2 separate regions of the Homo sapiens genome follow, and region 1 is linked to region 2. The links are chromatin loops, found by intact Hi-C in ENCODE. Cell type or tissue: MCF 10A. All regions are shown on one strand. Links, peaks and the distances in the headings refer to the core of each region. The heading gives the core; the rest is flanking DNA. Region 1 has its middle 10 kb from the start of RUVBL1. Region 2 overlaps PODXL2 (podocalyxin like 2).

Region 1 (4,386 bases), core at 208-4,207, 480 kb before region 2:
GAGGCTTGCAAATAACATCTGCATAGTTTATTTTCAACTAATGACAACTTAACACTAATTGCCAAAAAAAAGAACAAAGAGAAAACTAATTAAAAATTCTACAGTTTAACTTCATCCCCCTGCTTTTTAACTTTTTGTTGTTTCTATGATATATATCTTATTATACTGTCATGTCTTGAAAAGTTATTGTAGTTATTATTTTTGATAAGTTCATCTTTTATTCTTTCTTCTTAAGATACGAATAGTTTACACACCACAATTACAGTGCTACACTACTCTGTGGTTGTCTGTGTACGTACTATTACCAATGAGTTTTGCACCTTCAGGTGATTTCTTATTGCTCATTAACATCCTTTTCTTTCAGACTGAAGAATTCACTTTAGCATTTCTTGTAGGACAAGTCTGGTGTTGATTAAATCCCTCAGCCCTTGTTTGTCTAAGAAAGTCTTTATTTCTCTTTTATGTTTGAAGTATATTTTTGCTGGGTATGCTATCCTAGTATAAAATATTTTTTCTTCAGCAGTTTATTTATTTATTTACTTATTTTGAGATGGAGTCTTGCTCTGTAGCCCAGGCTGGAGTGCAATGGCACAATCTTGGCTTACTACAACTTCCGCCTCCTGGGTTCAAGCGATTCTCCTGCTTCAGCCTCCTAAGTAGCTGGGACTACAGGTGCATGCCGCCACACCTGGCTAATTTTTGTTCTTTTAATAGATATGAGGTTTCACCCTATTTGCCAGGCTGGTCTCGAACTCCTGACATCAGGTGATCCACCCGCCTCGGCCTCCCAAAGTGCTGGGATTACAGGCATGAGCCACCATGCCCAGCCTTCCTTTAGCACTTTCAATATGTCATGCCACTCTTTCCAGGCCTGTAAGGTTCCCACTGAGAAGTCTGCTGCCAGATATATTGGAGCTCCTTTGTATGTTATTTGTTTCTTTTCTCTTGCTGCTTTTAGGAGTCTTTCCTTATTCTTGACCTTTGGAAGTTTGATTATTAAATGTCTAGATATAGTCTTATTTGGGTTATATCTGGTGTTCTATAACCTTCTTATACTTGAATATTAATTTTTTTTCCTCTAGGTTTGGAAAGTTCTGTTTATTATCCCTTTGAATAAACTGTCTACCCTGATCTTTCTTTCTACTTTCTTTTAAGGCCAATAACTCTTAGATTTACCCTTTTGAGGCTATTTGCTAGATTTAGTAGACATGCTTCATTCTTTTTTTTAAATTTTTCCCCTCTTTGCATTTTATTTTCCTTTTCATCTTCCTCTTCTTTTTTTTTTTAGACAAAGTTTCTCACCCAGGCTGGAGTGCGGTGGTGCAATCACAGCTCACTGCTGCCTTGACCTCCCAGGCTCAATTGATTCTCTCACTTCAGCCTCCCAAGTAGCTGGGACTACAGACATGTGCCACCACACCCAGCTCATTTATTGTTATTTTTATTTTTATTTTTTGTAGAGATGGGGTTTCACCATGTTGCCCAGGCTGGTCTCGAACTTCTGGCTTCACTTGGTCTGCCACCCTTGGCCTCCCAAAGTGCTGGGATTACAGGCATGAGCCACCATGCCTGGCCACCTCTGTGTATTTTCAAATAGCCTGTCTTTTTTTTTTTTTTTTTTGACAGTTTCACTCTTGTTGCCCAGGCTGGAGTGCAGTGGCATGATCTCTGCTTACTGCAACCTCTGCCTCCCAGGTTCAGGTGATTCTCCTGCCTCAGCCTCCTGAGTAGCTGGATTACAGGCGCCTACCACCGCGCCCAGGTAACATTTGTATTTTTAGTAGAGAAGGGGTTTCACTTTGTTGGCCAGGCTGGTCTCAAACTCCTGACCTCAAGTGATCTGCCTACCTCGGCCTCCCAAAGTGCTGGGATTACAGACATAAGCCACTACGCCTGGCCAAATAGCTTGTCTTCAAGCTCACTAATGCTTCTGCTTGATCAGTTCTGCTGTGGACTGATGCATGCTTTGTATATCAACTGAATTTTTCAGCTCCAGAAGTTCTGCTTGATTATTTTTAATTATTTCAATCTCTTTGTTAAATTTATCTGATAGGATTCTGAATTCCTTCTCTGCATTATCTTGAATTTCGTTGCGCTTCCTCAAAAGAGCTATTTTGAATTGTCTGTCTAAAAGGTCACATATCTGTCACTTCAGGATTGATCACTGGTGCCTTATTTCATTTGTTTGGTGAGGTCATGTTTTCACGGATAGCCTTGATGATGTGGATATTTGTCAATATCTGGGCATTGAAGAGTTAGGTATTTATTACAGTCTTTGCAGTCTGAGCTTGTTTGTACCCATCCTTCTTGGGAAGCCTTGCCAAGCATTCAAAGGGAATTGAGTGTTGTAATCTGTCTTTGGTCACTGCAGCTGTATCTGCACTAGGGGGCACCCCAAGCCCAATAAAGCTGTGACTTTCAGCTGCATAGAGGTGCTACCTTGGTGGTCTTGGGTAAGATCTGGGAGAATTCCCTGGATTACCAGACAGAGACTCTTGTTCTCTTCCCGTACTTTCCCAGGAACAAACAGAGTCTCTCTGATAAGCTGTCTGAAGCTGGGGGAGGGATGATACAAGCACCTCTGTAGCAACACCACTGGGACTTTGTTGGGTCAGACCCAAACCCAGCCCAATACTGTGTCTCACCCAAGGGCCATGGTGACCACTGCCTGGCTACTGCCAATGTTCACTTAAGGCCTGAAAGCTCTAAAATCAGCATCTGGTGAATCTAGCCAGGCTTATGTCCTTCCCTCAGAGTGACAAGCTCATCCCCCAGCCCACGGCAGGTCCAGAAATGCCATCCAGGAGCTGGGGCCTGGAGTCAGAAACCTTAGGAATCCATTTGGTGCTCTAGTCTACTGTAGCCGAGCTGGTGCCCAAACCGCAATACAAAGTCCTTTCCACTCTTCCCTCCCTTTTCCTCATGCAGAAGAACTCTCCCTGTGGTCACAACCAACCCAGGCCTATAGCAAGAACTGCCTGGCTACCGCTGATGCTCACTCAAGATCCAAGGGCTCTCTCTTCAAGTTGTGTTGAATACTGCTGGGCCTGGGTCTCTCCCTTCAGGGCAGTAGGCTCCCCTCTGGCCCAAGGCAAGTCCAAAAATGTCACCCAGGAGCTAAGGCCTGGAATTGGGAAACCCAAAAGACCACTCGGTGCTCTACCCCACTGTGGCTGAGGTGGTGTCCAAGTTGCAAGACAAAGTCCCTTTTATTCTTTCCTTTCTTCAAACAGAAAGGGTTTCTTTCTGTGGCCATCACAACTGGGAATGTGCTGGTTCACCTGAAGCCAGCATGGCACTGGGTCTCACCCAAGGCTCGTGGTAAATACTGTCTGGCTACCACTGATGTTTATTCAAGGCCCATGCACTCTACTCAGCAGATGATGAATCCTGCCAAGTCTGGGTTTTCCTCCTTCAAGACGCTGCATTCTCTTTTGTCCCAGGGTGTGTCTAGAAATGTCGTCTGGGAGCTAGAGCCTGAAATAAGGGCCTCAGGACTCTACCTGCTGCCCCATTCTACTGTGGCTAAGCTAGTATCCAAGTTGCAAGACAAAGTCCCCTTTACTCTCCTCTCTGCTCTCCTCAAGCAGAAGGAAGGAGTCTCTCCGGGAGCTGCAAGCTGCGCTGCCTGGCTTTGGGGGAGTGGTGATGCAAGCACTCCCTTGATTGCCCTGGGTATTGTCTTGCTAGGTCACATGCACCCCACGTTCACTGGCTCCAAGCCTAGCAGAGCACCAAGATTTGCCCAGGAATTGCAGTCCTTGTGGCCTACACTGCCTTCCAAGTTTCTGTAGAACCCCAGAGCACTTTAGCCTGCGGTGATGAGGCTGGCCGGAACTCAGTTTCTGACCACTGGGATGGATGATTCCCCTCTGGCTAGGGCTTGTCTAAATGCTCTCTCCGTGGGTGCTGGTTGAATTCTGCCTTGTGTTGCTTTCTGCTGTGACAGGGCAGCACTGAGTTCCAGTACAAAGTCCCATAATCTCTCTGCCAAGTACATAGATTCTCTCTCTGTGCCATGAGGCCTCAGGCAGGGGATGAGAGAGGGGTAGTGCAGGTGAGTCAAGACTGTCTTTCCTACTCTCTTTAGTGCCTCTTTCTTTGATGTGATGTTAAAACCAGGGACTGTGACTGCTCACCTGATTTTTGGTTCTTATGAAGGTGCCTTCTTGTGTGGATAGTTTTTCAATTTGGTTTCCTGCTGGCGGCAGGTGGGGGCAATTTCTGGAGGGTGCATTTGGCCATCTTGCTCCGCCTCCCTCTCATAGGCAACTCCTAGTTGTTTTTTGGATCATGAAAGTGTATTGGATTTTGTCAAATTTTTTTTCTGAATCAGTTGAGTTGATCATGTGGGGCTTTTCCCCTTCACTCTATTAATATGGTATA
Region 2 (4,386 bases), core at 254-4,253:
CCACAATATGCCTGCCAAAAATGCAGAGCCTGAATCTGACCATGGGGAAATTTGAGACAAACTGAAATTGAGGGGCAATCTACAAAATAACTGGCCTGCACTCCAACAATGTCAAGGTCATGAAAGACAAAGAAAGATTAGAGGGTTTTCCAGAATAAAAAAGAGACAAAAGAGACATGCGGACTAAATGCAGTACGTGATTCTGGACCGGATAGTGGACTATGAAACCCTGCTCTTTTTTTCTTTTGCTATAAAAGACACTACTGGGAAAACTGGCAAAGTTTGAATAAAGTTTGTAATTACAGAAGCATATTGTATCAGTGTTAATTTCCTGATTTTGATCATCCTGCTGTGGTTTTTAGGAGAATGCTTTGTTCCTAAGAAATGCACACTGAAGTATTTGGAGCAAAGGAGCATCATGTCTGCAACTTACCATTAAATGGTTTAGCAAGAAGTACAGATCTGCATCTCCATATCCATACATGTACACATACACACTGATACAGCAACTGCGGCAAAGTGTTAATAATGGGGGAGTCCGAGCAAGGGGTGGACGGAATTATTCTTGCAACTTTTCTGTAAATTGAAAATTTTTTAAAATAAGGAGTAACAGAGAGAGCGTGCACATGTGAGAGACACTTTCTCTCTTTTTTTTTTTTTCTTTTTTGAGATGGAGTCTCACTCTGTCACCGAGGCTGGAGTGCATTGGCACGATCTTGGCTGACTGAAACCTCCGCCTCCTGGGTTCAAGCAATTCTCCTGCCTCAGCCTCCTGAGTAGCTGGGACTATAGGCACACGCCACCACGCCCAGCTAATTTTTTGTATTTTTAGTAGAGACGGGGTTTCACCTTGTTGGCCAGGCTGGTCTTGATCTCTTGACCTCGTGATCTGCCTGCCTTGGCCTCCCAAAGTACTGGGCTTACAGGAGAGAGCCCCTGCACCCGGCCTGAGACACTGACTTTCACTACAGGTCAGCGAACATGCTTGAGCTGTCAAGAGGGGAATAGAAACATGGCAAGGGACAGGGCAGGCTATCCTGGCTGAGAGCGCAGAGCCCTGTGGCAGGAAGGAGCCACACCGCCCTGAAGCAGGTGAGACAGTTTTGAGAGACAGGGAGGAAGGTGCTTTTCCCACTCAGGTGTCCAAGGAATACAGATCAGGCTTCTAGGGACTCGCTGCATTGAGAGGGGAGAGGAAGCCTCAGCAGGCACTTTGGAGGTGAAAAAGGATCAAATTGGGAATGGAAGAAGAGAAACAAAGAAGTGAAGCTGAGCAGGAAAAGGAGGGAGATGAAGATGAGGAGAGTAAAGAGAGGGGAGAGGCAAGAGGAGAGGGAGGAGAGAGGGGACACATGACAGGGCTACCTGCCCTCCCAGCCTGCCCTCAGTGACCCAGGGCAAGTCCTTGATGCCCACACCCTCAGCCCTGCTGCCGTGGACAGCTCTGATTCCAGAGGGAGGGTCTGACCAGCTGAGCGCTCCAGGGAATCCCTTCCTACCCCATCCACTTCAGGCTCAGGAGAAGGGTCCCTCCACGAAGCCCTTTTAGTTTGTAGCCAAACCCCAAAAGCGTGTCTGGGACCAAGGTGTACCTCTAGAGCCCCACACCTGGACACAGGTGTGAGGAAGCCGAGCCGCCCGGGAGACACACTGGAGACACGTGGAAGTCTAAGGGCTGGCTCCATGGATTCATCCCTGTCCTCAGGAAGAGCTGGGGCACTGAAGGATGAGAAAGGTCATCCAAGGCTCAAGCCCTCCAGGGAGAGGCTCGGGCTGGGCCTCGGAGCATGGGAGGCCACGAATGTCTAAGCTGCAGCTCAGAAGACACCTGGGGCAGACCCCCTCGTTGCACAGGAGAGCCCTGGAGGACCTCCTGGATTGATTGCAGGATAACACTTAGGCTCCTGGGCTCCCGACCCTCCCAGAACTGCTGGGAATGGCACTGTGAAGTCACAGCCCCCCCTGGTGGCTCTAAACAGAAACCACATGTTCCCCAGAGCCCTCAGAACAGTTGGGTCTCCAAATCCCAGACTCAGGGATTTTACAGGTAGACAGAGGCCCTGCAAGAGCAAAGGGCCCATCTCTCGCCTTTTCCACATGAGGGAGCCCAGGAGAGGAGGATTCTTGCTCTAAGTTGTGATGCTAGACTTGTCACAGTTGTAAAGTTGTAAGACTCTTAGACTCTTGTGTGGTTAAAGCCAGTGTCTTTTGACACATCCTGGTCATTTAGTCCAGCACCCGGGCTTGGCTTGGGATGCTGGACAGGAGCAAGCTGACAAGCAGAATCATGACCTCTCCCCAGTCTGCCCGTACCTTTGTGGCCGCAGCCAACCTCCTTAAAGCTGGGCTTGAATCACAAGAGTGGCTGGCGTTAAGAGCCCCAGGCCAAGCTTCAGGGTTCTGGAGGCATGGGCTGGAATTCTGGGTGGCCACTTGCCTCTGTGTGCCACACACCCACCTCTCCATGATGTGAGGCTAATACCTCAGGTTGTTACAAAGATGAAGTGGCATCAGGAATGCAAAACACCCAGCCCACAGAAGGCACACTTTCCTTCTGTCACACTCCATGTTCTCTGCTCCTCTCAGCATCCACACAGCCCAGCTCACGGCAGGTGTATCCGTGGTTAGGGTCAGGGTCCTAACACGGGAAGGGACCACAGGAGGCTACCTGACGAGGCCTCAGCCCTCTGGCAGGCACTGGTGAGTCTAGAGAAGATGGGCTGGCAATTATCTTCAAGAATATGGCTGGGTCTCTTTAGAGAGGCATTTCTGTGTTATTGACTTACCCCTACACCCCCATTTGCCTAAACCCAGCTGTGATGGTTCCTTTACAACTCAAGTCCATCTCTGTTTCATCTGGTAAGTGAGCAGCACCTGCTAGCACCGCCTTCAGAGGAAACAATGTACATAGTCTCTTAGTTGCCCCTAAACCTAGCTTCTTTTCCTGGGGCTAAACAACTGTAATTATTCTTTATTCTCAACCTTTCTGTTTTCATCCTTCTCTTGTGAAAACTCTGGATTCACCCTGGTGTTTTTTGTTTGTTTGTTTTGAGATGGAGTCTTAGTCTGTCGCCCAGGCTGGAGTGCAATGGCACGATCTCAACTCACTGCAACCTCCGCCTCCTGGGTTCAGGCGATTCTCCTGCCTCAGCCTCCCGAGTAGCTGGGATTAAAGTGCCCGCAACCACATCTGGCTAATTTTCGTATTTTAGTAGAGATGGGGTTTCACCATGTTGGTCAGGCTGGTCTTGAACTCCTGACCTCAGGTGATCCACCCGTCTCGGCCTCCCGAAGCGTTGGGATTACGGGTGTGAGCCATCGCACCCAGCCTCACCACAGTTTTAGGAGTATTACAGCTGGGCGCGGTGGCTCACGCCTGTAATCCCAGCACTTTGGGAGGCTGAGGTGGGTGGATCACGAGGTCAGGAGATGGAGACCATCCTGGCTAAAACGGTGAAACCCCGTCTCTACTAAAAATACAAAAAAAAATTAGCTGGGTGTGGTGGTGGGTGCCTGTAGTCCCAGCTACTCAGGAGGCTGAGGCAGGAGAATGGTGTGAACCCAGGAGGCGGGGCTTGCAGTGAGCCGAGATCGCACCACTGCACTCCAGCCTGGGCGACAGAGCAAGACTCCGTCACAACAACGACAACAACAAAAAAAACAAACAAAAAACAAAAAAGAGTGTTACAAAATCAGCACAGGGGGTACACAGTAAATATTTGCTGAATGAACTATTGAAAACTGAACAAGATTCACTAACTTGAGACTAATTGATGCAAAATGTAAAGGGGTTTCTCCACTCCAGTGGCACTACTGTCATTTATCACAGCTGGTAAGCTGAGCTCTCCCGCGCCCCCTGTGATGGGTTGGTGCTGGCTCAGATGCAGCTCCAGCTCACCCTGATGAAGCCCCAGGCCTGGGTCCCCTAGGCCTTATTTCTCCGCTTTCTTTTAAACTCATTATGGTGCTGGCTTTGTTCCCTAAATAGATCATTTTTCCCTCCTATATTTCATCACAGTTCTGTATAGGTTTCTTTCCCCAGTTTATCGAAGTCACTCTGGACTTTACTTCTATCTCTCAGGGCAGCCATAATCCCAGGGATGAACTTCAGCACAGGCTGAAATATCAATGAACTGATTCTTCTATTCAAGAGACAGAATTAAAACAGGCATAAGGGCCAGAGCCCTTGAAAGATCACTTTAAATGTCCCTTTAGGTTAATGTCAAGTCACTGAAAATTGTCCCCTCACTACAACTCTCAAGTCAGTTATCCAACTGAGTGTTAATATAAAAACACTCAAAATTAAAAATAAATATGTCTAAAACAGAGGTGCAAGGGAAGACGTTTTAGTATAACTTAAAACTACTTTTTTATTTAAGACAAAGT

The links. A loop is a pair of places that touch in the nucleus more often than their neighbours do. Peaks named below come from ENCODE experiments on the same cell type or tissue, not always from the same donor. Only the 100,000 strongest peaks of a DNase experiment are listed, where the experiment ranks them.
Region 1: a loop joins it to region 2, with 5 times the contacts of the local background. A loop is called at or near these places in 11 of 110 quality-filtered maps.

The regions. Positions count from the first base shown.
Region 1 is chr3:128,131,694-128,136,079 of GRCh38, reverse strand. It overlaps a transcript of RUVBL1 not described here. Among named protein-coding and RNA genes, the nearest start is that of RUVBL1, 10 kb to the right of the region's middle. RefSeq lists a silencer at 2,320-2,614. In MCF 10A, for the core only: a CTCF peak has its summit at 2,389 (motif pointing right); a DNase peak (open chromatin) is centred at 2,379.
Region 2 is chr3:127,649,927-127,654,312 of GRCh38, reverse strand. The region is part of intron 2 of PODXL2 (podocalyxin like 2); the gene reads right to left. Among named protein-coding and RNA genes, the nearest start is that of ABTB1, 21 kb to the left of the region's middle. In MCF 10A, for the core only: a CTCF peak has its summit at 1,969 (motif pointing left); a DNase peak (open chromatin) is centred at 1,962.